3 separate regions of the Homo sapiens genome follow, and all the other regions are linked to region 2. A link is an interaction called in ENCODE POLR2A ChIA-PET data of the cell type or tissue named here. Cell type or tissue: B cell. All regions are shown on one strand. Links, peaks and the distances in the headings refer to the core of each region. The heading gives the core; the rest is flanking DNA.

The links. ChIA-PET counts read pairs that join two places held together with the same protein. Peaks named below come from ENCODE experiments on the same cell type or tissue, not always from the same donor. Only the 100,000 strongest peaks of a DNase experiment are listed, where the experiment ranks them.
Region 1: POLR2A ChIA-PET joins it to region 2 with 10 read pairs; 2 of 35 experiments call an interaction of 5 or more read pairs at or near these places.
Region 3: POLR2A ChIA-PET joins it to region 2 with 14 read pairs; 4 of 35 experiments call an interaction of 5 or more read pairs at or near these places.

What each region holds. Positions count from the first base shown.
Region 1 is chr1:229,726,738-229,737,058 of GRCh38, reverse strand. No RefSeq gene overlaps it. Among named protein-coding and RNA genes, the nearest start is that of URB2, 110 kb to the right of the region's middle. In B cell, for the core only: no CTCF peak of the experiment used is centred there; no DNase peak of the experiment used is centred there.
Region 2 is chr1:230,287,830-230,298,150 of GRCh38, reverse strand. No RefSeq gene overlaps it. Among named protein-coding and RNA genes, the nearest start is that of PGBD5, 130 kb to the left of the region's middle. RefSeq lists enhancers at 2,314-2,815, 9,519-10,018. In B cell, for the core only: no CTCF peak of the experiment used is centred there; DNase peaks (open chromatin) are centred at 5,145, 6,320 and 7,760; H3K4me3 peaks cover 1,208 bases; H3K27ac peaks cover 2,614 bases.
Region 3 is chr1:230,108,052-230,118,372 of GRCh38, reverse strand. All of the region lies in intron 1 of GALNT2 (polypeptide N-acetylgalactosaminyltransferase 2), which reads right to left. Among named protein-coding and RNA genes, the nearest start is that of GALNT2, 46 kb to the right of the region's middle. RefSeq lists enhancers at 3,924-5,123, 6,022-6,688, 7,726-7,805, 7,816-7,875, 8,506-8,565. In B cell, for the core only: no CTCF peak of the experiment used is centred there; DNase peaks (open chromatin) are centred at 5,972 and 8,352; H3K27ac peaks cover 595 bases.

The sequences.
Region 1 (10,321 bases), core at 696-8,695, 560 kb after region 2:
TCTTATCATTATGAAATGTCCTTCTTTGCCTTTAGTAACAATTTTTGACCTAGTCTATTTTCTCTGATATTAGTATGGCTGTTCCACCTCTCTTTTGGGTATTATCTGTATGTTATGTCTTTTTTCATCTTTTTATTTCAATCTATTATTTGTGTCATTGACTCTAAAATGTATCTCTTATAGACAGCTTATAGTAGGATCACTTTTAAAATTTTTATTTATTAAGACAGGATCTCACTCTGTCACTCAAGCTGGATCCAGTGCAGTGGCATAATTATGGTTCACTGCAGCTTTGACCTCCTAAGCTAAGGCACCATGCTCAGCTAATTTTTTGTAGAGATGGGGTCTCACTATGTTGCTCAGGTTGGTCTCAAACTCCTGGGCTCAAGCAATCATCCCATCTTGGCCTACCAAAGTACTGGGATTACAGGCATGAGCCACCATGCCTGGTCACTTTTGGTTTTTTAATCCATGCTGGCAATCTCTGTCTTTTGATTGGAATATTTCATCCATTTACATTTAATGTAGTTACAGGTTGAGCATCCCAAATACAAAAATCCAAGTCTGAAATGCTCCAAAATCCAAAACATTTTGGCTGCTAACATGATGCTCTTCAATGAAAATGCCTATTGGAGCATTTCAGCTTCCAGATTTTCAGATTTGGGATGCTTGACCAGTAAGTATAATGCAAATATTCCAAAATCTGAAAAAATCCCAAATCCAAAACATTTCTGGTCCCAAGCATTTTAGATAAGAAATACTCAACTTGTGCCAATAAGGCAGAACCTACATCCACAATTTTGCTATTTGTTTTTGCTATATTTTATGTCTTTTTTGTTCTTCTATTTCTCCATTACTACCTTATTTTGAGTTAGATATTTTCTAACATACCTTTCTAATTCCCTTGTCGTGTCTTTAACCATATTTTAAGTCACTTTCTTAGTGGTTTTCCTGGGAATTACAATTAACTTTTTAACTCAAAACAATAGAATTCAGATTAAAAACAGATTAATTTTAATACAAATTTAAAATTAGCTTAATCCAAAAGAACAAAGCTGGTGGCATCCTGCTACCTGACCTCAAACTATACTACAAGGCTACAGTAACCAAAACAGCATGGTACTGGTACCAAAACAAAGATATAGACCAATGGAACAGAACAGAGCCCTCAGAAATAATGCCACATATCTACAACTATCTGATCTTTGACAAACCTGACAAAAACAAGAAATGGGGAAAGGATTCCCTATTTAATAAATGGTGCTGGGAAAACTGGCTAGCCATATGTAGAAAGCTGAAACTGGATCCCTACCTTACACCTTATACTAAAATTAATTCAAGATGGATTAAAGATTTAAATGTTAGACCTAAAACCATAAAAACCCTAGAAGAAAACCTAGGCAATACCATTCAGGACATAGGCATGGGCAAGGACTTCTTTCTAAAACACCAAAGCAATGGCAACAAAAGCCAAAATTGACAAATGGGATCTAATTAAACTAAAGAGCTTCTGCACATCAAAAGAAACTACCATCAGAGTGAACAGGCAACCTACAGAATGGGAGAAAATTTTTGCAAGCTACTCTTCTGACAAAGGGCTGATATCCATAATCTACAATGAACTCAAACAAATTTACAAGAAAAAAACAAACAACCCCATCAAAAAGTGGGTGAAGGATATGAACAGACACTTCTCAAAATAAGACATTTATGGAGCCAAAAGACACATGAAAAAATGCTCATCATCACTGGCCATCAGAGAAATGCAAATCAAAACCACAATGAGATACCATCTCACACCAGTTAGAATGGCGATCATTAAAAAGTCAGGAAATAACAGGTGCTGGAGAGGATGTGGAGAAATAGGAACACTTTTACACTGTTGGTGGGACTGTAAACTAGTTCAACCATTGTGGAAGTCAGTGTGGTGATTCCTCAGGGATCTAGAACTAGAAATACCATTTGACCCAGCCATCCCATTACTGGGTATATACCCAAAGGATTATAAATCATGCTGCTATAAAGACACATGCACATGTATGTTTCTTGTGGCACTATTCACAATAGCAAAGACTTGGAACCAACCCAAATGTCCAACAATGATAGACTGGATTAAGAAAATGTGGCACATATACACCATGGAATACTATGCAGCCATAACAGATGATGAGTTCATGTCCTTTGTAGGGACATGGATGAAGCTGGAAACCATCATTCTCAGCAAACTATCGTAAGGACAAAAAACCAAACACCACGTGTTCTCACTCATAGGTGGGAATTGAACATTGAGATCACATGGACACAGGAAGGGGAACATCACACTCTGGGGCCTGTTGTGGGGTGGGGGGAGGGGGGAGGGATAGCATTAGGAGATATACCTAATGTTAAATGACGAGTTAATGGGTGCAGCACACCAACATGGCACATATATATATATATGTAACAAACCTGCACATTGTGCACATGTACCCTAAAACTTAAAGTATAATAAAACAAAATAAAACAAAACAAAACAAAACAAAAGCTGGCCTTTAGTAAATGGCAAAATCAGTGTTGTTTATTCAGAAATGTTAATACAAATAAAGTGAATAAGTATTTGGGAAAAAAATAAATAAAATTAGTTTAATTATATAAGAATTTTGCTCCAATATAGCTTTGTGCCCCATCCTTTGTACTATTATTGTAATACAAATTACACCTTTATAGATTATAAGCCCATTAACACAGTTTTATAATTATTATTTTATGCTGTTGTCTTTTAAATCAGATAGGAGAAAAGACTTACAAATAAAATGTATTCAAATCGTCATATTTACCTATGTAGTTACTATTATTTCTTTATCTCTTCATGTGTATTCAAGTTATTGTCAAGTGTCTTTTCATTTCAGCCTGAAGGACTCCCTTTAGTGTTTCTTAAATGTCTTACTTAAATGTCTTAATTTCTCCTTTGTTTTTTGAAGGATAGTTTTCTTGGAGATAGAATTCTTGGTAACTAGTTTGGTGGGAGATAGTCTTTTTCTTTAGGCACTTTGAATATGTCATACTACCACCTTCTGGCCTCATGTTTTCTAATAAGAATTCATCTGTTAATCTTACTGGGGATGGCTTGTATGGAATGAATTGCTTCTCTTTTGCTTCTTTCAAAATTCTCTCTTTGTCTTGTCTTTCAACAGTTTGACAATGATGTGTCTAGATATGACTCTCTTAAGTTTTTCTACTTGGAGTTCATTGAACTTCTCAGATGTACAGATCAATTAATTTTTTTCATCAAATTTGAGATGGCTTTGGCCATTATTTCTTCAAATATTCTTTTTCCTCTTTCTCTCATTATGTATATGTTAGTATGTTTGACAGTATCTCATAGGTACTTACTCATTTTTTTTCATCCTTGATTCTTTATGTTCCTTAGACAGGATTATTTCAATTGGTCTGTCTTCAAGTTTGCTAGTTTTTCTTCCAATTACGATCTTCTGTTGAGCCCCTTTAGTGAGTTTTTCATTTCAACCTTTTTATTTATTTATTTATTTATTTATTTATTTATTTTTGAGACAGAGTCTCCCTCTGTCACCCAGGCTGGAGTGCAGTGGCGCAATCTTGGCTCACTGCAACCTCCACCTCCTGGGTTCAAGTGATTCTCTGCCTCAACCTCCTGAGTAGCAGGGATTATAGGTACGCACCACTGCACCTGGCTAATTTTTATATTTTTTAGTAGAAACCGGGTTTTGTCATGTTGGCCAGTCTGGTCTTGAACTCCTGACCTCAGGTGATCCACCCACCTCAGCCTCCCAAAGTGCTAGGATTACAGGCATGAGCCACCATGCCTGGCCTCAACCTTTTTACCTTTCAACTCAAGAATTTCTATTTGCTTCTTTTAAAAAATAATTCTAAGTTTTCATAGATATTCTGTATCTGGCAAAACATCATTCTCATTATTTCCTTTAATTTTTAGACATAATTTTCTTTAGTTCTTTGAATATATTTATTCATAATAGCTCATTTAAGATCCTTTTCCTAGTAAATCAAATATTTGGACTTCCCCAGGGATAGTTTATATTGACTGCTTATTTTTCTTATGTATGGCTATACTTTCCTGTCTCTTTGCATGTCTTGTAATTTTTTATTGAAAACTAGGCATTTAAAATAATATAATATGGCAACTCTTTTTGGCAGAATCTGTGGAAATCAGATTCCCTCAACTCCCTATAGTTTGTTGTTTTATCTTTGCTGTTGTTGTTCCTGCTCTTTGTTTAGTGATCTGCCTGGACTCAACCTGTAAGATCTGTGTTCTTTGTTATGTGCAGTCATTGAAGTCTCTGCTTGATTAACTTTGTGGTCAGCTAATGACTGGACAGAGATTTGTTTAAATGTCTTGAGCCCATACATCTCCTAATCTTTGTCAAGTGACTGTGTGTGAGTATTGAGGTATGCCATCAATGGTACTGGCAGGCAGTTTACAACCTCCCTTAGTCTTTAATTACTTCTTGGGTAGAGCCTGAAGGCCAGAAAGATGGGAGAAATTAGGGCCTTCTCAGTTCTTTCCTAGGAATGCACATTGTCCTGCACATATGTGTGGACTTGTAGATTCCCAGGATTGTGTTGGAGATTTTCAAATCCCCTTATAGAGATCTCATTCCCAAGTTTTTCCTTTTAAGTTTTTTGATCAATCTCTTATTATCCCCAACTGGAAATGCTACTTCAGGCAGCTGGAATGTTAAACGATTGCTGCTCATAATGTTTGGCAAATGTCTTGGGGATAGGGCTGCTTGCACTGAGTTCTGAATCTGATTAAATAAAGACAAGTCCTGAGAATGGAGCTTCTTAATAAGCTTCCAGACTACTTAAACAGTGGCAATTATCTTGGGACGAGGCTTCTGGGGAGCTTCAAACTCATTCTTCCCCCTCCAGCGGCTGTTGGGCTACTACTGTAGTTGCAGGCTACTTATTTTTAAGATTATTGTGAAGCTGGAGGGAGGGGAATAAAATGAGGACAAGTTAAAATGCCATAACACATATTGTTCTTACTGATGTTCAGCTGTTTTTCTTGAATAAATATTTATTGGATTTCTGAAAGCTTTTGATTTCCAGAGTTCTGAAACACCAATTTTGGTAAATTTTGTCAGTATTCTAGTTACTTTTATGGAGAAGCAGAATTTGGGAGGTCTCTTTCAGAAGTGCTTCCTCTCCTCCCATCATCTTTAGAAAGCCATGTGAAAACAAAAGAAAAAAAACTTAAAGCCAGAAATCTGGTTCTTAATCTAGAGTGGTTGAAGGAGTTTTCACAACTCAGTTCTCTAAGTCAGGAAACAAGACAGGGATTTGGGACTAAAAGGTAGATCTGGTCTGAACTCTTCTCTAAAGAAAGCCTTAGGAATCTATTGAGATAATGGGTAGCATTCTGGGGTTTGGGACCCTGGGCTTACTAATCACAACTAGCAGTTTGGATACCTTTGCCCTACACCAAGGATTTTGTCACTCATGGAACATTCTGTCTTTCAAATTCTTTTTACATGCGAGTAGATCTTAGCTTATTTTCCCAACAACAAATCCACTGATCTGTTCATTCATCTTTCTTCCACCCATTCTGTCTTGTTGTTAACTATGCCATCCTTTTCTGTGTCTTAGCTCCTCAACTCAAGTCTTAACAGTACTTTCTAATCCTAAAGGCTATCATATGGGTCTCAATGTTACAGTGAAGGGAAAGAACGTGAGTATAGCAAGTGCATGGAGAAATACCACATAAGTACATCCCTACAATCAGAGATCAAGGACAGATAATGTCACCATTCAAAGTCAGCTTTTTAACTATTATCAGATAAGTAGTAATCTTGGTAATTGCAACATTTTTATGGTAACTGCAACATTTTTATGGTAACTGCCAACTGTTGCATGGAACCTGGAAAAGGGAGAGTTCAGAAGCAAACAGTTTGCCCAGTTTATCTAGCACTTCCCAAAGTGGAGGGAAAAAGACTCTGAATTCAAAAGTGTTAAGAAATTATAGTTACTTCAACAGTAAAATCTACAGTGGCATTGAGAGAGCTTTCCATGGCCTTCCGTAGACTGGATGAAATTACCCAAAAAAACTGCCTTGGCTTTGATTCTCTGCTCAATCTCTCAATTACTCTTTCAGATACCTTGCTAGGAAGTTTTGCACAGGGCATCAGAATGTTTTTGTCCATATAAATGCCTAGTTCTCTGACTCCCATCTCATCCCCACACTCCCTAGTGTAAATCAGTGGTCTGGGTTCTGCTCCAGTCTCCACGGCCTTGGTTGGTGTGATTTACTCTCTCTAGAGGCTGGTCCTGGACCTGCATCATCCCTAGGATGCCTCAGCTGAACTAGCCTACCAACTTATTTCTTTGCTTTCAGTTATAACATTAGGGAAATCCAAGATCACAACCACAAAGATTAAGAAAAAAATGCACTATGAGAAAGTAGTGCAGCTATTTTGGAAACAGTGCAAATAAAAATGTCAGCAACCTTATTTGCAAATAACCAGGTCAATTCAAAAGGGCTGTTGATGTGGGTAATTACAAGCCTCAACCATCCATCACCTGGATCTGAGATACACATGCACTCCTGCAAGGGGAAGCCTCTCATTTCACCTACAGTGCTGCAGTTTTTCTCATTTAAAAATGCATCCCCTCACCCTGCCAAATGTAAACCACACTCATTTATATTAGTGAGGATTTTCCATGCCTCTGCGTTTCTTACTGGCGTCTCTCAAGACTGATCCTCACATTAGCTAGGCTGTGATATGCTTCCAAGCAAAAGGACCATCTCTGCAAAAACAGATGTCAACCTCCCCAGGCACAGTGTGCCCTCTCCCTGTGATATGCTCTCTAAATTTGCATTTGTGCTGTCAGTCAGGGAATTGCACAGAATGACAATTGATGCCACCAGTAAAGGAAGTTAGGATGGGAGTAAAGGATGGGGAAAAAGGATAGAATCATTAATGAATGGCTCCAGAGTGGGGAATGGGCTCTCAGCTCACATAAGCTTTTGAACTCTAGTAGGGTTAATTGTTTCTATGCCAGCCCCACAATAGCTTTCATCTCAGGAGATGGAAGTGAATTAGCCTTAATTAGCCAACCTGACCTAATCTCATAGTCAGCTACATATAGGACATCACCCAGTTTGTTCTCAGTTCTTCCAGAATGAATTAAAACACACACACACACAGACACACACACAGACACACACACACACACACACACACACACACTGAACTCAGGAAAGTGGATAGTTATCCCCTCATGGAAGGGTGAGGGAGGAAGTGCCGGTGTTGTCACTGTAATGCATCTGAACCGAGCCTTGCTTGAGGCAGGCCTGTATGTGGGTGCTGGTGGGTAGCCCCTTAGGTTTTTTGCTGAGAGACAGCCTCGTGATGGAGGTTGTGTGCAGGAGGTTGCTCTGAAGAACAGCACCTAGAAGGGAGAAAGGGAGGGAACAGAAGGGGAAACTGAGCTGTCATGCAGTTGCAACAAATGCCTCATTCGACCTCACAGTGGCTCTGCAACTGAGATAGCCCACAAAGCTGTCCTAGAATGAGGCCGGGGCTGGGCCTTTGTATCCAGCACAGGCCAGCCATTGAATGAGGCTGTCCCCAAGGAAGGGGCATAACCAGGTACCTCGGCACTTCCTTCAACCAAATTCTCAGAGAGGGATTCAGGTGGGGTCTCTCAGCAGCCTGCTGGCCTTGACCTAAAGGCAGAACTGGAGGGCACTGTGGCTTCTGCCCTATAGCTGCTGGCCCTTTAAGTAGCCTGGAGTGCAGGTGGATAACTACCTCACCACCTTACCACCTGCCAGCGTTCTGACCAGAGCAGAGTTTAGAAAGGGTTCCTATAACCAGCAAAAGGGTCTGGATGCTTGCCTCTTGTGGAAAGAAGTCAAAAGAATAATGGGTTATGACCAAAGGGGTGAGATTTTTCTATTATCCATGCTAAGAAGGAGAAGAGTAGAAAGCAATTTCACTCGTCCATTTGTGGAGGGAACACAGGGGTTGTTAAAGAAGGGGTTTGGAATGTAGAAGAGGGAAGAGGGGTACGAGGAGGTGCCAGGTGGCGTGACTTGCTCCAGTGGCTCATCTTGAGTTACTGTTCCATTTGGTGAAGGGGTGCCCCCGTAGATCCTGCCAGGTTATAAATTAATCACAGTCAATCTTGTAGTCAGTCTTCAGCTGGGAGCGGGTTCTGGCCTTGAAGTAATCTTTTGTTGGAGAGAGAATTCTGGAGGTGTCCGGTCCCCATCAGGATCTGACTCCTGAGGCTTCTAAGGAAATACATGACCAGACAAGAGAGCATGGTGTGTGCTTACAAGCATCTAGGTGGCACACGTCTGTGATTCCAGCTACTTGGGAGGCTGAGACACGAGAATCCCTTGAACCCAGTAGGTGGAGGTTGCAGTGAGCCAAGATTGCACCACTGCACTCCATCCTGGGTGAAGAGCAAGACTCCGTCTCAAAAAACAAACAAACAAACAAAAAACATTATTTGGCCAGTCACAGTGGCTCACGCCTATACTCTCAGCACTTTGGGAGGCCAAGGTGGAAGAATTGCTTGAGGTCAGGAGTTTAAGACCAGCAACATAGTGAGACCCTATCTCTACAAAATAATAATACTTTTTAAAGTACACCGTGTGCACCTGTGGTCCTAGCTGCTCAAGAGGATCACTTGAGCCCAGGAGTTCGAGGCTGCAGTGAGTCATGATAGCACCACTGCACTCCAGCCTGAGAGAATAAAACCATGTATTCAAAAAAAAAAAAGTTATTTTGTAAAGAATTGGGAAGGACTCATTTGCAAATGTGAGTTTTCCTGTGCTGTGGCTTACTTTAAATCCATCTCAAGCTACCAGTAGAGAAGGACCACCCGAGGGGTTTCTAGGCCCACGTTTGGCCTAGAAAGTCCAAGTTAATTGAAAACGAAGCAGTTGAAGTTCATTCCCAATTTGCTGCCCTGCTAGGATCAGAAGGAGGGGTTTTATGATGTTCCAGCTGGTTTTGGATGACACAGATCCCTGCTGTCCTTGTGGGGCAAGGCAGGCTGCCCTGGGTGGACCCCTGTGGTTTAGGGAGGGAAGCAGGAAGCAAAGGAGGAAGAAGAAGTGCCACAGGAGTTTGGGTAAAGTTCCTGCTACAGCACACAGTGAATTATCCACTTACAGTGTCCACGGAGTTAGGCAGCAGCAGAAACTTTGCCGGACAGAGTCTGCGTGTCACCTTCAATCTCCTCATTCGTTTACACAGTTCTATCCAATCGATGCCTCTGTTCCCAACCCCTTTCCCCTCCTCCGTCTGGTCACCTGGGGTTTCATCCTGAGTGCCATCGCCCGGACCCCTCCAAGGGCACTGAGTACACAGTAGCCGCATGATAGACATTGATAGATGGTCTTTTGGTCCCACAGGCTCTCCAGGTTGGCCCCAGAAGAGACCACAGGATCTCATCATCTTCCCTGTTTATATTGTCTGTGGCCAACCTGTATTTGTTCCTCAGATGGAGCTGATGTTTACATAACTTTTCCTCCAAAACACAAAACAACAACCCCCATACTGTGCAAATGACTTACATGCCACAGTCATGATTTATAACCAACCTAAGTTGTGGCCACATCTCAGGAACATGGGAAAGGATGGGTGGGAAGGAAGCAAATGGAAAAGGTTCCTCAGGACCAAGGAATCCTATTTTTCTAATATGATGGGATGCTCCAAATATGGGTAGGCTGCCTGTCCCATATCCAGGACTTGCTGAGGGCAAGAAGAGCAGGGTTTCTGAGGAGTTCATCTCTAGGCCTCAATCCTTCGCCTAGATCAGGCTGTTGCTCTAGGATTTTCCCATTGCTGGGGGTGGCAGGGAAGGTGTATGCAGGTGGCTTTGGCATTGGCTTTTTTCTTTGAAAACAAGTTATCAGTCAATGTAACAAGGATGGGGATGGCCGATCTTTTTTTTTTTTTCTTTTTTTTTTTTGCAATGGAGTTTCATTCTTGTCGCCCAGGCTGGAGTGCAATGGCGCGATCTCAGCTCACTGCAACCTCCGCCTCCTGGATTCAAGTGATTCTCCTGTGGGCTGAGTTTTTTTTTTTTAACCAATTGAGGGACTGGAGAAATGAAGTGTGATGAATCATTACCCACAATATTTCTTTTGCAGGTTTTCTCATGTAAGAGGAAAGATACATATGCCCATGCATGTACATATACATACATACACGCATTCACGTATGCACACACACACACTTTATGTAAAAGTATTGTGATCAGAAAACACACCCGATTTCCTGGGGAAAAAGCTAGACCAAAAGACCTGAGACCAGGGCACACAGCTGGC
Region 2 (10,321 bases), core at 1,563-9,562:
AGTTTAATTAGATCCCATTTGTCAATTTTGGCTTTTGTTGCCATTGCTTTTGGTGTTTTAGACATGAAGTCCTTGCCCATGCCTATGTCCTGAATGGTAATGCCTAGGTTTTCTTCTAGGGTTTTTATGGTTTTAGGTCTAACGTTTAAGTCTTTAATCCATCTTGAATTAATTTTTGTGTAAGGTGTAAGGAAGGGATCCAGTTTCAGCTTTCTACATATGGCTAGCCAGTTTTCCCAGCACCATTTATTAAATAGGGAATCCTTTCCCCATTGCTTGTTTTTCTCAGGGTTGTCAAAGATCAGATAGTTGTAGATATGCGGCATTATTTCTGAGGGCTCTGTTCTGCTCCATTGATCTATATCTCTGTTTTGGTACCAGTACCATGCTGTTTTTGTTACTGTAGCCTTGTAGTATAGTTTGAAGTCAGGTAGTGTGATGTCTCCAGCTTTGTTCTTTTGGCTTAGGGTTGACTTGGCGATGCGGCCAACTTTTTTGGTTCCATATGAACTTTAAAGTAGTTTTTTTCCAATTCTGTGAAGAAAGTCATTGGCAGCTTGATGGGGATGGCATTGAATCTATAAATTACCTTGGGCAGTATGGCTATTTTCACGATATTGATTCTTCCTACCCATGAGCATGGAATGTTCTTCCATTTGTTTGTATCCTCTTTTATTTCATTGAGCAGTGGTTTGTAGTTCTCCTTCTGAAACTATTCCAATCAATAGAAAAAGAGGGAATCCTCCCTAACTCATTTTATGAGGCCAGCATAATCCTGATACCAAAGCCGGGCAGAGACACAACCAAAAAAAGAGAATTTTAGACCAATATCCTTGATGAACATTGATGCAAAAATCCTCAATAAAATACTGGCAAACAGAATCCAGCAGCACATCAAAAAGCTTACCCACCATGATCAAGTGGGCTTCATCCCTGGGATGCAAGGCTGGTTCAATATACGCAAATCAATAAATGTAATCCAGCATATAAACAGAACCAAAGACAAAAACCACACGATTATCTCAACAGATGCAGAAAAGGCCTTTGACAAAATTCAACAACCCTTCATGCTAAAAACTCTCAATAAATTAGGTATTGATGGGACGTATCTCAAAATAATAAGAGCTATTTATGACAAACCCACACCCAATATCATACTGAATGGGCAAAAACTGGAAGCATTCCCTTTGAAAACTGGCACAAGACAGGGATGCCCTCTCTCACCACTCCTATTCAACATAGTGTTGGAAGTTCTGGCCAGGGCAATTAGGCAGGAGAAGGAAATAAAGGGTATTCAATTAGGAAAAGAGGAAGTCAAATTGTCCCTGTTTGCAGACGACATGATTGTATATCTAGAAAACCCCATTGTCTCAGCCCAAAATCTCCTTAAGCTGATAAGCAACTTCAGCAAAGTCTCAGGATACAAAATCAATGTACACAAATCACAAGCATTCTTATACACCAATAACAGACAAACAGAGAGCCAAATCATGAGTGAACTCCCATTCACAATTGCTTCAAAGAGAATAAAATACCTAGGAATCCAACTTACAAGGGATGTGAAGCGTTCTTTATCTTTTATGGAAAGAAATGACCGACTGCCAAGAGTGGCTGGAAGGGCCTGGGTGCTTGCTGGGTGCCAACAACCCATATAAGACAACAATAACCCATAAGAGACAATAACCAACAATAACCCATAAGAGACAACCAATACAGAAATGTTCACAATTTTGGAGGCCAGGCTTCTGAGGCTGCACTCCCTACAGAGACTCAGGGAGAATCTGTTCTTCACCTTTTCTCACTCCCAGGGGCTGCCGGCGTTTCCTGGTGTTCCTTAGCTTGCAGACGTATCTCTCCAATCTATGCCGCCATCTTCACATTCCCTTCTCTTCTCTGTGTGTAAAATCTCCCTCTGTCTTTCTCTTTTTGAGGCAGGGTCTTGCTCTGTTGCCCAGGCTGGAGGGCAATGGTTCAAACGTGGCTCATTGCAGCCTCAACCTCCTGGTCTCAAGTGATCCTCCTGCCTCAGCCTCCTGAGTAGTAGGTACTACAGGAATGTGCCACCACACCTGGCTCATTTTTTAATTTTTAATTTTTTTGTAGAGAAGGAACCTCACTGTGTTGGATAGGCTGGTCTCGAACTCCTGGGCTCAAGTGATCTTCCTTCCTCAGCCTTCCAGAGTGCTGGGAGTGACAGGTGGGAGCCACAGTGCCCAGCCTGTCTCTCTTTTATAGGGACACTTATGGTTGGATTGAGAGCCCATTTGAATAATCCAGGATCATCTCTCCATGTCAAGATACTTAATAATAATTGCAAAGAATATTTTTCCTTATAAGATAACATTTAAGGCTCTAGAAATTAGGACCTGTGATCTGAGAAACCAAAATAGACACCCCTTTATCAACTAAGACAGACCCTGAGGTTAAAGAAACAAAAGGTACCTAGGAGTTGAGGGTTCGGGGCCCAGCTGGCATGGAAAATTTCTAAATTCTTATGGCTGCAAGGAAAACCACTGTCTTGCAAAACTCCCTAACAATAGAAGCTATCAGGCAAATGATCAGATCCTGCCTCACTCGGCTTTATACCCCAGACCACAACAACTCTGTTGGACAGAGGACCAGCCTTACAAATGTTCTTTTCTGATAAACACCTGCAGACTTGAAGCCAGTTTCAGCAGCTTATAGAGGCTGCGCACAAACTTTGTGTCATATAGTTCACCTTCTGACTTGAGCCAAATGCCACCTCATTTTAATGCTAAAACCTTGCCCCAAAATGAGCATGGGATGTATGTTATATATATGGTTACCCATTGCACATGTGCTCAACTCCCCTCATAAACATGCATAGCGTCTCCCCCAAACCTGCTGAATATGTATTGTTTTTTGGGGTAATGCAGACCTCGTTAGGCATAAAACCCAGCCTCTCCGTTCCCCTCTGAAGAGCGCACCTTCAGTCCACACTGGAGATGATCTCTTCCCAGTTTGCAAGCTGATGCTACCAATATAGCTCTCCTTCCTACTAGTGAGCCATTCTGATGGCCTTTTGGATAACAGACCTTAATATCTTTGGTCAGGCCATTATTCAGCCTACCAGAGTCCTCCCTTGGGTCTCCAAAGATTCATGTCTGTTCCACATGCAAAATATATTTACCCCATTTCAATGTTCCCAAAAGTCTCAATCCACTACAATCAACTCATGTCCAAAATCTCATCTAAATCTCATTAACTCAGAAATTCCAAATCACAGCATCTGATTAAGATATGGGTTAGACTCTGGATCTGATTCATCCTGGAAAAAAATTCCTTCCTATCTCTGGACCTGTGAAACTAGAAAATCAATTTATTCCAAAAGCAATGTGGTATAACAGGTGTGGTATAACAGCGAAACAATGATAGACTCTCCCATTCCAAAAGGGAACAGTGAAAGGAAGAAAGGAGTCATGAGTCTCACGCAATGAAGGACTCCAGCAGGGCAGGAGTTCCATTAGGGCACGTTCCATTAGGGCTCGGGGCTGGTGATAACCGTCTATGGCTTGGGCTCCACCCAATGGGCTCATGGCTCTATATGAGAGATTGGGACCTAACATCTTTGCGTGGCAATTATTCAGTCTACTATAAATATAGGTTGGTGCAAAAGTTATTAAACATAATGGCAAAAACCCCAATAACTTTTGCACCAACCTAATACTATCCAAGTGTCAGTTGATATTATTGTATCAACTGTATCAAAGTGTATCTATTTGTTTGCTTATTTTTGTAGAGATGAGGTCTTGTGTTGCCCAAGCTGGTCTTGAACTCCTGGCCTCAAGTGATCCTCTTGCCTTGGCCTCCTGAGTCGCTGGGAGGACAGGCATGAGCCACCGCGCCCAGCCTCAGAATGTATTTTTTTTACTAAAAGTATAACACTTTCAGCACAGTTGTATCTTAGCAATCCCCAAGACAAGTCTGACTGATGGGCATTGCTCAGGCCATCTGGCCCTTATGGAACTAAACTTTCTGGCCCCTTCTTTCTTTCTGGCCTGCAGGTCAGCTCCGGCTGATGCCTGGTGTGGGTGGGATTATGAACAGAGGCAGAACTGATTTGAACTGGACCCACCATCTCTGGGCAGCCCTCCACAAGCCATTTCATTCCTTGAGCACATTGTACCCTTTCCAGTCTCTCTCTAGGGCCCCTCTCCCCGAATGCTTGGGAGCAGGATAAGGGATTGAAGGCTCCTGTCCTGAAGCTGTTTACCTGTTTGCTCACAGCACCTGCCAGGCCACCGAGTCTGAGCAATTCTATGGTCATCCTGCCCTCTCCAAAGAGCAGGCTTTCCCATGGGGAGACACTACAGATTCTCACATGAATGACGTCCCTGTCTGCTGCCTCTTGCGTGCTCCTTGCCATAAAGTCTTTCCACAAACGATGGTTGGAAAGACCTAGACTTTGAAGAGGCCAGCATAGTCCCTGCAGAAGGAGGAGAGAGGCAGGTTGACACAGGCCTCCTGGTATGAAAGTTCCTGGGATCTGTCTCCTTCCACAATGACAGCACCACAGCAAATCCAGCATCCTCAGGCCGAGAGGGTGATGGGGCTGGCGTCCATTCTCGGGCTTAGCTTCTCCTTTCTCTCCAGCTGCGTTCAGCTGCTCACTGATGCCCATCTGCTGGTTCCCCCTGTTCACTGACTCCTCTGCCTCAAATCCCACGTCCTGGGTGCTCAGAGCCTCCCAGGCTGAATGCCAGTGTGTCCCAGCCTGGATGCCAGCGTGCACGTGGTTTAATCCTGAGGGCAGTGAACATCTGTGTGTTTTCCTAACAGGAGGATGCCTTCATACAAAGCTCTCAGGGAAAAGCATTGACAAGCTTATTGGAGGGGGCTCTTCATCTCCAGGATGGCAGTGTGACCCACCCGAAGAGTCCAGCCAGGCATCGGGAGCACAGGTGCCTTCCACTAGAGCATGCTGCCTGATCCACACACGGACACGGGTGCATCTGGCTCTCTGGGTCTCTGCCTTCTCTTGCTGCCTGTGAGGCCATCATCTGATTCTCAGGGCAGTGCAGGGTTAGTTAGTAGTGGATGAGTCAAGTTAATGAAGCTTAATAATCAGGTTAATGAACTGTGGCTCTCCCCTCTGGGAGACACATATTGTAGCAGCAGCCGCCACAGGACAAGTGATTTTAATAACACCACAGGTGGCGTGCTAGCAGGACAGGTGTGGACACGCTGAGAGAGGCTTTTCAAAATCTCTCCATTTCATTGCCCAGGCAACAGCTCTTGGAAAGGCCGCTGACATGCAGGCTGTGTCCATGAGCTTTCCCATCCGCTCCTTGCTCTAAGGGTGTCTCCCATGGACACGTCAGAGAGGCCCTCCCTAGAATAATGCACCCCTGAGACGGCCTCACGATTTGGATTTGCTGCCTCTGGGACTAACTTGGCTAAAATTAAAACAAAAACAAAAACAAACAAAGAAAAAATGTGTTTGGGGAGAAAACATCTGAATTTTTAGAGCAAGAGAAGGAGAGAGAGGAAGGGAAAGAGAGAGGCAGGTTGAGAGAGAGAGGGAGGGAGGGAGAAAGAGAGAGAGGGAGAGGGAAAGAGAGAGGGAGCAGGAAAGAGAGGTTGAGAGAGAGAGAGGAGGGAAAGAGAGAGGCAGGTTGAGAGAGAGAGAGGAGGGAAAGAGAGAGGCAGGTTGAGAGAGAGAGGGAGGGAGAAGGAAAGAGAGAGAGGTGGAGAGGGCAAGAGCCTGCGAGAGGCAATTAATGACAGTCAGTCAGGTATGTGAGACCCAAGCTGCCAGCCTGAGCTTCTCTTCTCCCAGAACGGCCATTATGAAAAGGGGCTTTTGACAGACAAGAGCGCCCATCACTCTGGCAGCTGTGCCCCGGCCCCCTCTCCGACCTCGCCTCGCCGGGATGCGGTGTCCTTCTCAGGAGCCCTGCTATCCCTGGCAGCAGGAAGAGGACATGGTGGACATTTCCTGATTCTATTCACCTGACGTGGCTAGAGCCCCAAGAACCTATTTCCTCCCTTTCCTCACCTGCTTGGAGCATCCAAGGGCACAGGAATAGGGGACCTGAGGTCACGCTGTCATTCGAATCCAAGGGAGAGTGTGAGGAGCCGGGCGGCAGAGCAGCACCCCAGGGTGAGGGGCAGAGAACAGCCACCGTAGAGGAGGACCTGCCACTCCCCGCTTCACCACTTGCCCCCTCACCGGTCCCCCATTCACGGCTCCCCGCCTCACCGCTCCCCACCTCACCGCTCCCTCCTTCACCGCTCCCCACCTCACCGCTCCCCCCACACCGCTTCCCTCCCTCACCGCTCCCCCCTCCCCCTCACCGTCACTGCTCCCCACTTCACCACTCCCCACTTCACCGCTCCCCCCAGGGAGCTGGCCCTATACCCAGCCGCTTCCTTAAAGAGTTAGCACAAACAAAGCAATTAAGTGTCTGAAATTCTTCAAAAGGAAGAACTTGTACTAAGATGATTTCTTCCTTTTTTTACACACAGGGTCTCACTCTTTCACTTAGGCTGGAGTGCAGTGGCACAGTCACAGCTCACTGCAGCCTCCAACTCCTAGGCTCAAGCGATCCTCCCACCTCAGCCACCCAAGTAGCTGGGACCACAGGTGCACACCACCACACCTGGCTAATTTTTTAATTTTTTGTAGCAACAGGGTCTCACTATGTTGTCAAGGCTGGTCTCCAACTCCTGGGCTCAAGTCATCTTCCCGCCTCAGCCTCCCAAAGTGCTGGGATTATAGATGTGAGCTACTGCCCCAGGCCTAAAATGATTCCTTAAACACACTTCTTAGTTCTATTTCCTGGCCTTTCAGGTGAGGTGGAAAAGGGTGGCCCAGACTATCATTTTATTCATCACCCAAATCTTTCATCCAGGAGAAGAAGAACAGAGAGGTTAGAGGGCTGTGTTTAGGTGGGTTACATGCAGACCTGTTTCTAAAGTGCAGAGAGGGAGCTGGCAGCCTCAGCCCCAAGCTCAGCATCCATGAGGGATTCTACTTTCTGGGTAACTGTGCAGATCAAGGCCTGATTCTTCACCTCCATGAGCTCTCACTGTCTGCATTTGAATACTCTCTGCAACCCTTATTCATTTTGTTACCTACTTTGATTTTTAGAATGTCTGTCACTCAAAGTCCTCTGAACTAAAAAATTCCAAATTGAAACTACGAGGTGCAGATCCATGGTATTAAACCCCTTCAAGCAGCAGAAGGGGGAATGGTTTTCTGACGAAGCAGGTCATGGTAGAGGGGGAGTGAGAGAATCTCACCACCCCAAGGCTCTAACTTTGTGAATTTCTTTTCTTTTTTCTTTTCTTTTTTTTCTTTTTTTTTTTTTTTGAGACAGAGTCTTGCTCTGTTGCTCAGGCTAGAGTGCAGTGGCGCGATCTCGGCTCACTGCAAGCTCCGCCTCCCAGGTTCACGCCATTCTCCTGCCTCAGCCTCCTGAGTAGCTGGGACTACAGGCACCTGCTACCATGCCCGGCTAATTTTTTTGTATTTTTAATAGAGATGGGGTTTCACCGTGTTAGCCAGGATGGTCTCGATCTCCTGACTTCGTGATCCACCCGCCTCGGCCTCCCAAAGTGCTGGGATTACAGGCGTGAGCCACCGCGCCCGGCCAACTTTGTGAATTTCATTTCCCCATTTAACTGAGGAGGAAGCTGAGCACAGAGAACGGAGATGGTGAGACTGAGGTCATGTAACAGGGTCCACATCCGAGCCATGAAGCATCCAAGGGCACAGGAATAGCGGACCTGAGGCCATGAACCAAGCAGTCCGGCCCCAGAACCACAACCTGAGCCCTACCCACTACCGCTTCTCCAGGCCGCCATGCAACTCAGTAATAACCCTTTGGTATGAAGTGTGGGCAATCCCTATTGTCTAAACTAGCCACGGCCTGAACTAAGTGCCTTGTGCCTCCTCAAAGTGTGGTTCCCAGGCCAGCAGCATCAGCATCACCTAGGAGTCATTAGAACTATAAACTTCCACCAGGCACAGTGGCTCATGCCTGTAATCCCAACACTTTGGGAGGCCAAGGTGGGTGATTACTTGAGACTAGGAGTTTGAGACCACCCTGGGCAACATAGTGAAACCCAGTGTCTACAATAAATACAAAAAATTAGCCAGGCATGGTGTTGTGTGCCTGTAGTCCCAAGCTACCCGGGAGGCTGAGGTGGGTAGATTGCTCAAGCCTGGGAGTTCAAGGCTGGAGTGAGCTATGATTGACACCACTGCATTCCAGTGTGGGTGACTCTGTCTCTAAAAAAAAATGAAGATGAGGGCAGGCATGGTGGCTCATGCCTGTAATCCCAGCACTTTGGGAGGCCGAGGCGGATGGATCACCTGTGGTCAGGAGTTCGAGACCAGCCTGGCTAACATGGTGAAACCCCATCTCTACTAAAATACAAAAATTAGCTGGGCATGGTGGTGGGTGCCTATAATCCCAGCTACTCTGGAGGCTGAGGCATGAGAATCACTTGAACCTAGGCGGCAGAGGTTGCAGTGAGCCGAGATCACACCACTGCACTCCAGCCTGGACAAGAGGGAAACTCCATCTCAAAAAGAAAGAAAGAAAGAAAAAAAAATGAAGAAGGAGAAGAAGAAGGAGTAGAAAAGAAAGAGAAGAAATATGAATTCTCAAATCCCACCCCAGTCCTGCCGAATCAGGAACTTGGGGACTGGGCCCCGGGACTCGGTTTTAACAAGCTCTCCTGGAGACTCTGCTGTGCACTGAGGTTGGGGAAGCGCTGGTTTGGTTTCCAACCCAGCTGTACTTTCTGAGCCTCTGGGGAGCTTTGCAAACACAGCTGACCTTAGCTCCAGGGACTGCAGGATTGCATTGTTGTTGTTTCACTCCCAAGGTAATTGGAATATGCAGCAAGGTTTGAGAAGCACAAGTGTCATACAAAGAACAGGGCTTTGAAGTTTGAGAGCTGGGTTCAAATTCCTGTTCTGACATGACTCACATATGCCTTAAGCTTTCTAAGTCCTACTTGGTCCGTCTGTTGAAAGGTGGAAGTGAGCCCTGAATGAGAAGCTGGCATCATTTCTGGAGCATGGCAGGTGCCCAGTGAACATTAGCTCTCATCTTCTAAGCTCCCAGCACAAGCATGGCCCCCCAGCTGATGCCAGAACACATGTTGGGAGTGTCGGAAGGAGGACCCAGGTGAGGGGAGCATGTCATGGGATGGGACCTTAGAAGCCCTGTCCAGTGCTGAAAGCTGACCATATGGACACACAAGTGTGTACCCTGTGCCGTGAGGTTTGGAGCTGGCAGGAGGTGCAGCTGAGCCATGCATGTGGCGTGTGGGAATTGCGAGGGCTCTGGGCTTGTATGAGTCAGCTTGGAGCTGCCAGAACAAAACAGTGCAGGCTCGGGGGGGCTTGCACAACGCACAGCCCCGGATGCCGGAAGTCCAGGATCAAGGTGTCTGCAGGGTTGGTTGCTCCTGAAGCCTCTCCATGGCGTGGGACGGCTGTCTTCTCCCTGCGTCCACACGTGGCCGCCCCTTTGTGTGGGTCTGTGTCATCATCTCTTATAAGCACAGCAGTCAGACTGGATCAGGGCCATCCTCATGACCTGCCCACCTCCCTAAGACCCCACCTCCTAATATCATTGCCTTGGGGGTTAGGATTTCAATCTATGAATTTTGGGGTGGAGGCACACAGACATTGACATCTCCTGAATTGGCCTCTGGTTGGCCCCTTGTGTGATGAAATGGGTGCCGCAGTGAAGCTCATGAGCAGGGCTGGTCCTGGTTGGTGTGCAGTTACCTGCGGGCCAAATTCTACATCTTCAGCTCTACAATCGTGGGTTTCTCTCAAACATATGAAGTGCAGACAGCCTCAAAATCCCCAGTGCAGGGGGCTGGGGGAGTGGGAGGGAAACAGTGGCTACCCATGCCACCCCTTAGCTCGGCCCTCTGCCCCGGAGCCAGAAGTTTCCGGAGAGTTCTCTGTCCCCTCGCTGTCCCATCAGCCTCAGCTTCTCAGGTCCGTCCCAGACATCCCCACCTGAACCAGTGGCCACACACCCTGTCCTCCCCTGCTCCAGCCCCGTGTTCCTCACATGAGGAGGATGCTCCTCACCTGCTGGCATCGGACCAACTTCCTTGTTGCCAAAAATCCAGGTACCTCTTCCCAGAGCTCACTGTGCTCTGGCTCGGGCCGTGGGGCAGCCTCGTTTGTCCCGCACCTTCCTTCCTTTCCTTCCAGCTGCCTCTGCCCAGCCAGCAGTGTCTTGCTCGGTCCTTTCCAGCCTGTGTGTGGATCTGTGTTTCCAGGCCCCTGTCCTCCCTCTCTCTGCCGTCCCCCTCTCTGGTG
Region 3 (10,321 bases), core at 1,419-9,418, 180 kb after region 2:
CTCGTTGGAATTTATCCAAAGGAGTTGAAAACTTATGTCCACACAAAAACCTGCATACAAATGTTCCTAACACCTTTATTCATAATTGCTACAATGTGAAACAACCAAGATGTCCTTTGTCATGATGGACACATCTAGGCAAATGGATTAACTGTGGTATATCCAGACAACGGAACAGTATTCAGTGCTAAAAAGAAATGAGCTCTCCAGTCATGAAAAGACATGGAAGAACCTTAAATACATAGGACTAAGTGAAAGAAGCCAATTTGAAAAGGCTACATACTGAATGATTCCAACATTCTGGGATAGGCAAAGTGATGGAGACAGTAAAAAGATCAGTGGTTATCGGGGTTGGGAGGGATGAACAGGGAGCACACAGACAATTCCAAGGGCAGCGAAGCTATTCCATATGACACTGCCCAGAACAGAGTGAGGCGGATGCTTTCATCAGACACGTATATCTTGCTTCACTGCACTTCACACTGATATGCTTCAGATACTGTGTTTTTTACAAACTGAAGGTCTGTGGCAACCCTACATCGAGCAAGTCTATCACTGCCATTTTTTCTAACAGCGTGTGCTCACTTCATGTCTATATGTCACATTTTGGCCATTCTCACAATATTTCAAACTTTGTCACTATTATATCTTATGGTGATCTGTGATCAGTGGTCTTTGATGATACTAATCATTTTGGAGCACCATGAACCATACAAAATGGCAAACTTAATGGATAAACATGGTGTGTGTTCTGACTCCCCCACTCACTGGCTGTTCTGCCATCTCCCTCCCTCTCCTCAAGCCTCCCTATTCCCTGCGATACCACGATACTGAAATTAGGCCAATTGGTAACCTTACAATGGCCTCTGAGTGTTCAAGTGAAAGGAGGAGCGGCACATCTCTCACCTTAAATCAAAAGCTGATAATGATTAAGCTTAGTGAGGAAGGCCAGTTAGCTGAGTGTGAATGCAAAGGAAAAGTTCTTGAAGGAAATTAAAAGTGCTACTCCAGTGAACACATGAACGATAAGAAAGCCAAACAGCCTTATTGCTGATACGGAGAAGGTGTGAGCAGTCTGGATAGAAGATCAAATGAGCTGCAGCATTCCCTTAAGCCAAAGCCTAATCCAGAGCAAGGCCCTTACTCTCCTCAATTCTATGAAAGCTAACCGTGTGTGAGGAAGCTGCAGAAGAGGAGCTGAAAGCTAGGAGAGGTTGACTCATGAGGTTTAAGGGAAGAAGCCACCTCCATACCATAAACGTGCAAGGTGAAGCAGCAAGTGCTGATGGAGAAGCTGCAGCAAGTTACCCAGAAGATCTAACTGAGATCCCTGATGAAGGTGGCTACCCTACAGCAGCCTTCTATTGGAAGAAGATGCCATCTAGGACTATCATTGCTAGGGAGGAGATGCCAATGCTTGGCTTCAAAGCCTCAAAGGACAGTCTGATTCTCCTGTAAGAGGCTAATACAGCTGGTGACTTTACATTGATGCCAATGCTCATTTACCATTCCGAAACTCCTAGCACCCTTAAGAATGATGTTAAATCTACTCTGCCTGTGCTCTATAAATGGAACAACAGAACATGGATGACAGCACATCTGTTTACAGCACGGTTTACTGAAGATTTTAAGTCCGTGTTGAGACTGCTCGGAAAAAAAATATATACTCCTGTCAAAAGACTACTACTGATCACTGATGACACACCTGGTCACCCAAGAGCTCTGATGGAGATGCACAAGGAGGTGAATACTGTTTCCATGCCTGGTAACACAACAGCCATTCTGCAGCCCATGGATCAAGCAGTAATTTCAACCTTTAAGTCTTGTTTAAGAAATACATTTTGTGGCCAGGCACAGTGGCTCACGCCTGTAATCTCAGCACTTTGGGAGGCCGAGGCAGGTAGATCACGAGATCAGGAGATCGAGACCATCCTGCCCAACATGGTGAAACCCCGTCTCTACTAAAAATACAAAAATTAGTTGGGCGTGGTGGTGTGTGCCTGCAATCCCAGCTACTCAGGAGGCTGAGGCGGGAGAATTCCTTGAACCTGGGATGCAGAGGTTGCAGTGAGCCGAGATCGTGCCACTGCACTCCAGCCTGGTGACATAGCGAGACTCTGTCTCAAAAAAAAAAAGAAAGATGTTTTGTAAAACTATAACTGCCATAGATAGTGACTCCTCTTATAGATCTGGGCAAAGTCAAGTGAAATCCTTCTGGAAAGAATTCACCCTTACAGTTGCCATTAAGAACATTCGTGATTCACAGAAAAGATCAAAATATCAACACTAACCAGAGCGTGGAAGAAGCTGATTCCAACCTTCATGGATGACTTTGAGGGGTTCAAGACTAGAGTGGAGAAGGAACTGCAGTTGTGGTGGAAACACCAAGAGAACTAGAAGTGGAGACGACAGATGTGACTGAATTGCTGCAAACTCATGATAGAACCTGGAAAAAGACATGGAAGAGCAAAGAAAGTGGTTTCCTGAGATGGAATCTATTCCTAGGGAACATGCTGTGAGCATGTCAAAATTACAACAAAGGATTCAGAATAAACTTAATTGACAAAGACGTGGCAGGGTTTGAGGGAACTGACTCCTATTCTGAAAGAAGTCCTACTGTGGGCAAAATGCTAAACAGCAACGCATGCTACAAAGAAATCTTTTGTGAAAGGAAGAGTCCATCAATGTGGCAAATTTCATTGTTGTCTTCTTTTAAGAAACTGTCGCAGCCACCACCTCAACCTTCAACCACCACCACCGTCATCAGTCAGCAGCCATCAACATCTGGGCAAAAAGACTATGACTCGACTTGCTAAAAACTCAGATGATCCTTAGCATTTTTCAGTAATAAAATATTTTAAAATTAAGATCCGTACATTGTTTAGGCATAAGGCTACTGCCCTATTCACAGACGGCAATACAGTGTAAACATAACTTTGTATGCACTAGGAAACCAAAAACTGTGTGTGACTTGCTTTACTGCCGTATTTGCTTTATGTGATGGCCTGAAATCAAACCCACAATTTTCTCAGACGTGTGTCTGTACATTTGTCCAAACCCATAGAATGTACAAAAGCAAGAGTGAACCCTCCTGTAATCCCAGCACTCTGGGAGGCCGAGGCAGGTGGATCACAAGGTCAGGAGTTCAAGACCGGCATGGCCAAGATAGTAAAACCCTGTCTCTACTAAAAATACAAAAATTAGCTGGGTGTGGTGGCAGGAGCTTGTAATCCCACCTACTTAGGAGGCTGAGGCAGGAGAATCGCTTGAACCCGGGTGGCAGAGGTTGCAATGAGCCGAGATCATGCCACTGCACTCCAGCCTGGGTGACAGAGTGAGACTCCATCTTAAAAAAAAAAAAAAAAAGAGTGAACCCTAATGTAAGCTGTGGACTTGGGAGACTTAAGGATGTGTCAGTGTAGGTTTGTGGACTATAACTCTTGCGAAGGGAAACTAATAGGGGAAGCTGGATGTTGGGGTAGCAGGTATACAGGCACTCTCTGTACCTTCTGCTCAATTTTGCTGTGAACCCAAAACTGCTCTAAAAAATAAAGCCTATTGAAAACAGATTTGCACGTTCTACATGGTACATAACCATCCATCTTTACTGCCATTAATGCCACACCACGTATTTAGCACCAAGATCCAAGAGCTCAATTCAGCGTTCTGGACCAGACTAAAAGGTGAGCTGAGTGCGTTTACTGGGTCAGCTGCATCATTTCCAGCCCGCAGGCCAGTTCGCCGGGTGGCATCCAGGACTTACGAGGTCAAGGGAATGTCTACCTGCTCCACCGCCAACGCTGTTTCCCCTGTTCATGTCCCAGCAGTGCCGGGTTCAGCCCAAGCCCCTCCTCTCGCTGAGAATCCCTCCTACCTCACTACAACTTAGAAATATCTTTCCAACATACAGACGTAATCGTGTGGGAAACGTCTGCCCATTTACAAACCTCAAGTGCCTCACTGAATTTCGCCAGTGAAATTCCCAAGTGACAAAGGATGAGATTTGTTCTCTTCTTCCAGGGCTCAGTCTTCACCAGGGAAAATTGACTTAGGAAGATTCCTTCACAAGGAATGGCCGGAAGCTACTGGGGGACAGCAGAGAAAGGAACGACTAAACCTCCCCCTAGAATGAGGCGCGGAAACACCAGGAAGACGAACTGAAAACCTGACCCTGAATGTGGCCAGAGGAATCACTGTGGCCCGTTTCCAAGAATCTCAGATTACCAGAGACACAGCTAAGTGGGCAGAAACCCCCTGTCCTAACAGAAGCCAGCTCCGAACTGAAAGGAAACACACGTCAAAAACGGCTTTCCTTAAAATGAGACTCTGACAGCCAAGGCTGGGAACGCAAGGGTTTTCATTCTATCACGTCAAGCACTTCACGGAGATGAAGTCCTTCATTCACTGCCTCACCCCGTGAGTCAGATGCTCAGCACATGCTGACGTTATTCTGAAAAAAAAAACAAAAAACAAATCCAATGACTTGCCCTGAGCCACAGCCATTGAGTCACAGGCAGAACTGGGAAGAGGCCTCGCTTCCCACATTTGGCAAGGCCAGTGACCCCTTCCCCGAAAAGACCTTCACAGAGATCATGACCTCTTTTATCTGATCAGGTGCAAACAAGCTGCCAACACTCCCTGGGCTTCTGAAGGCAAGGAGAAGAGCATCTGAAATCCCGCACGCTGTCTGTGCTGGGGAAAGTCCCAACAGGCAACATCAGCCCCAAGATACTCTGAGCTCCTCAAGAGCCACTCAGCAGCGATCCATCCCGTCCACTTCTTGAGCACTTTGCATGGGACACTGGGTTCCACTGTCATTGCTCAGCCGTTGTCCCACATGGCTGTTTAGCTGTGCTATGCAGGCTTCTTGCCCCAGCAGGTGGGGTCAGGTCTTCTTCTTATCCACCTCTACCACAGCTGTTCCTCAATAACAGCTCCCAGCTGACAGCAGCTCCGCCCTGCAGCTCCAGGTATAAACTGGAGTTTGCCCGCCATGTAAGTGCTGCGCAAACTGGATTCCTGAGTCAAGGAGAGAAGAACAGAGAAAGAAACTGGTACAAGGAAGACTGAGCCCTGGAAGAAGAGAACAAAACTCACCCTTTTTCAGCAGCTCCTCACTCTCCAAGCCTGACCTTCACAGCACCACACAGAGCAAGTCAGGCAGCTCTGGCATCAACAGAGCTGTTCAGAGCACAGATCCGATGTGCCCAGCGCTGGGGCTCTATCCCTCCCTCCAGATGCTGTGCAGCCACACAAATAACATGGGGGTAAGACACTTCCTCAGGCCAGAAACACCTGAAGAAAGCCCCAAGCATGCTGGCAAACACACATGCAAGAGGGCACACAGAAGGTGCTGAGACCTTCACCTCTGCCACAGTTACGAGGTCACTGGTCCACGCTCAACAGGCAGCAGAGCCCAGAACAAAATCCAGGACAGAATGAGGCTGTCCCAGGCAGTTCCTAAGGGCATGGAGACACTCTATTTTACTGGAAAAGATGCTTGCTTGGTATAAGATTTTGTCCTGGCTCACAGCCCAAGAGTGGACCAGCGGAGCCAGGCCTGGTCCCCCCCACCCCCCTGCCACACACACTGTGCCACCTACCCCCTGGGCCAATCCACAGCAGACAAGCTGCAGAGCAGGAATCTCCGCAGCACAACTGCGCTTCCTCCACTCAGCCACCCTCTCCCTCCTCCTCCCTTCGCCATCCTCATCCCCACAAACAAGAGAAAAGGCCTCTGTTTAAGTCACTTGGAAAAGAACGAATCACAGCTCAGCAAGGGAAGAGTGGCTTGAAGTGGCCCTCACAGCAGACTGCCTGTGTGGCCAGATCCCTCCTCCACTGCCCTCACCCCAATCCTGCCCATTCAGACCAGCTGTGTGCATCTCTGTCAGAAACAGGCATAAATGCTTTCTGATCTCTGCGACTCCATGAAAACAGGAACAAGCTACATGCTCCACGCACACACTCTAAATGCAGGCCCCCCCCCTCCCCCGGCGCCTCTGGAGGCAGGCTCCCTTTAAGAACTACCCACCCCATGTGCAGGCTGCACTCCCTCTCAGGGTGCGCCTGGAGTGAACACTCAGACTAAGCTAAGCTAATCTGTTTTCTCAAGGAGGTGCAGGCTCAGCCTATGCTAGGAGATTAGACCCACAGGTAGACACATGAGTCCTGGGCAGAGAAAATCCCACTGCAGAGAGAGGAGAAAGCAGCCACCTGGCCTGGAGGAGCAGAGCTGAGATCCAGCTGTGGCCACCATGGACTGGGCTGGACCCAGGTCCCAGTTCTCATGCCTTCTGAGGCCAGCCAGCCTTCTTCCTCTCAGTAATGAGACACCTCCCCACCATGTCCCCACAATAAATTCCCTTTTCTGCTTAAGCCAGCCTGCACAGTAGGCTGCTTTTGCTTGCAATCAAGAGGATCTTTAACAAGGGGATATGTTTAAAAAAAAAAAAAAGAATAACAAAAAGAGGCTACTGGTATGTGAATCCTGGGGGCCACTTCTTAGGTAAGACAGGAAAAAACCATCTTGCAGCCAGATTTCAGGTCCAAAGCTCTAGATTTTGTATTCTGGCTATCTCTCCCTTTCATCAGTGACACAGTCTTCCATTTTTGATCTTGCAAAAATTTCCCGAGTGAACCAGTGTTCATTTTAAGAAGCTTTGGTTTCAGGCAATCTGACAATTAATTTAACGCAACAAGCTAATCAAAGTGAGAGGTGTAACAGCAAACTTACTTCTGTTCAAGTATCGGCTCTGGGATTTAAAAGAGTGAAAATCAGAAGTTAAAACTTGGAAACAATCCCTGATGATTTCAGCCAGCAAGAGAAAGACTACTTGGGTACATGCCCTGAAGGAGGGATGCTTTCTCAGACCATGCTTTTGAACACTTTCAGAGTCTCATTGAGCAGAGCCTTCTGGGGAGGGTTCACCTTGAAATGTAGGTAAATACACATGTGTGTTTGTACATGTATGCAAACACACTTGTGTTGTACTGCATATGTTCCATGCACACATGTGTATGCAAATGTGCATGGGCAGTGTGTGAACATGTATGTGCCTGCAAACACATATCGTAGGCTTGCATGTAAGTACACATTGCAGTGTGCACGTGTGCACAAATTAGTATGCACACGTGTAGGTACATGCATGCATGGTACGCACATGTACATGCAGGCATACTATGCACTGCATGTGTGCATGTGTGCTGTGTACATGTGTGCATGCACAGATACGCATGTGCCATATGCCCATGCCACATGCCCATATGTACATAAATGCAGACACATGCAGTGTGTACATATGTATGTACACACACACAAATATGCATGCACAGTATATATACGTACACACGCATGCAGACACACGCACACACATTCCTGCAAGTCAGGTATGAACAACAATTCTAATTACTTTATCAGCTTCTGCCTGGCAATGGTGGCTTGTACTTAAAGAGAAGAGCATACATTTTCCCCAGAACTCCCATGGTCTGTCAGTAACCCACCCAGAGGAAACTATATACTCCACGCCTCCCCAGTTTTCCACGGTCAGGCTGATGTCCAAACTCCTCTCAACTCATGCTCAATGTATTTGCATTCCCAGTCTCTTTTTACCAGAAAAGACCCTAGAAAAATCTATTGAAGACAAAAAAAAAAAAAACAGAAAAGCACAGCTGAGAGAGACCCTCAAGGCTTAGGCATAGAAAAAGTCTGAGGACCTAATAAAGAATATAACAGCGCACTCCAGCAGCAGTGAGTAGTTCTGCATTATCACTGTATGCAGCACACCATTCTAAGTGTTCTGGTTACATTAACTCACTTAATCCCCACACAAAGCTTTGATTATCCCCATTTAGTGTAAGTGGGGAAACTTAGTGCAAAGGTCAGACACCTCCAACATGACAGCACTAGGACCCAACCCCAAGCGGCCATGCTTGAGCCACCCCACGCCCTGTCCTCATGTGACAGTAGTGGGGCTCCCAGGCCGTCAGAGCTCACAACAGCTCCAGTGACTCAAATAAGAACAGCCCTGAACATTCTCTATTCAACCTCAGAGCAAGCACAGAGCAGAGACAGAGATCCTTTTGGTCCCCCTAAAATGTCCCTGACACACAGGAAAAACACAGGTGAGGAGGGGAGGGAATGAGTCACAAAAATTAAAAACCACCATAGTATATTTAAATGAGCTATTAGCCATACTGAGAGAATGAGCAGGAGCACTAAGTTTAAGGAAGGACACTTTCACCCCACAGCTGCTCCTAGGATGGCTCAGCCTCTGCACAGAGAACGGCTGCATCAGCCTGTGGGAGGCACACCTGCTCTGCCAGGACGCCGTGGCTCCCAGTGCTACCCCAGACGGGTGTACACCAGGTCTGTTTCACATCTCTGATCTGCGTGACAGGAAACAGAAACAGAACTTGAGAGACCTACGCGTCCCAGAAGAGGTCAAATGTTAGCAAATGCATAAAATGAGCTTGTTTGTCTTTCTGACTTGAGGCTCACTGACTGCCTCCCTAACAGTGTTCCTTCTTTTTTTTTTTTTTGGAGACGAAGTTTCGCTCTTGTTGCCCAGGCTGGAGGGCAATGGCGTGATCTCTCAACTCACTGCGACCTCCGCCTCCCAGGTTCAAGTGATTCTTCTGCCTCAGCCTCCAGAGTAGCTGGGATTACAGGCACCTGCCACCACGCCCAGCTAATTTTTGTATATTTAGTAGAGATGGGGTTTCACCATGTTGACCAGGCTGTTCTTGAACTTCTGACCTCAGGTGATCCACCTGCCTCGGCCTCCCGAAGTGCTGGGATTACATGCGTGAGCCACTGCGCCCAGCCAACAGTGTTCCTTCTTAAGTCTACTCCTACCCTGCAGCCATACATCTGGTGGTGGACAATGGTGCCTCTCCAGTCTTTCCAGGTCATTAGCCAGTCCCAGACAGACCTCTGTCCCCCAAGAACCTGTTCGTGTGACAGGGCTGCCTTTGTGGCACTAGTCCTGACGTCCCACATGAGTGGCCTACTCCTGTTAACCACCACACCATGTCCCTGCTACACCCCGAGGGAGCCTGCAGGGCCCCCAACCACCACTGCTGCAGCCGCCACCCCACCCCGCACCTCCCTGCACCCGCTCACCTGCAAAGGCAAGGACCACACTGGGCAGCTGCATCCCATCTACGGGGGTCCGCAGCCGCAGCTCCCAGGGAGACCCCCATCAGAGGGCAGAGCCTTCCAACGCCCAGGGGAGGCTACTGGTGGAGCGGGAATTCAACTCAGTGAGTTGCTGCCAGCAAAGTGTTTAATGAGATAGAGAAGAGTAGGATAGTCCATCTAGAAAACGTTTGCACTGTTCGCGAAACTTTGTTTCTAACATATATATCCTGCTCTACATCTCATCCTGTTATTCAGATGGTCTCCAACTTACCATGGCTCGACTTAACAATTCTGACTTCACGATGGTGCGAAAGCAATATGCCTTCAGTAGAAACTGTACTTCAAATCTGGAATTCTGCTCTTATCCTGGGCTAGCGATATGCGGTCGGATAGTCTCTGACAATGCCGGGCAATGTCAGTGATTCACAGCTCTCAGTCAGCCACACGGTCACGAAGTTAAACAACTGATACCCTACAGTGTGCGGTGCTGTCAGCATTGTTTGGATATGACTTGCCCAATTGCAGGCTAACGTTTAAGTGCTCTGAGCACAATGAAGGCAGGTGAGGCTAAGCTATGATGCTTGATAGCTTAGGTATATCAAATGCATTTTCGACTTCAGATGTTTCCAACTTACAGTGTCTTTACTGGGACATGATCCCATCATAAGCTGAGGAACATCTGTGCATAAATCTCATCCTTATATATCCCATCAGGGATGGATGCTCCTCGACTTACAATGCGCCACATCTTGGTAAAGCCACTGTAAGTTGAAAATACCATTATATCAGAAGTGCATTATGGACTTAGGATATTTTCAACTTATGATGGGTTTATCGGGACATAGCTTCATTGTTAATTGAGGAACGTACTGAACGTGTATCACTTTCACACCATCGTAAAGTTGAAAAAGTGTAAGCGAAACCATCCCCAGTCAGGGACTAAGTGTATCATCTTCAAAACATGAGGAAAACTTCCTAGGAGAACTTTATTATGAGCTTGCTTGTATGCCCAATTAGAAGTGCTCTTTCAGGACTGTGCTCTTTCAGGACTGTGCCTATTGCTTCACAGGCAAACCAGTTCCACGTGGCTCAGGGTGCAAGCTCCTGGCAGCAGAGCCTGCCTTCTCCTTCTGTGTTTACCGTGCCCAGCATCCCTTCTCATGCAAGCCAGTGAGCCCT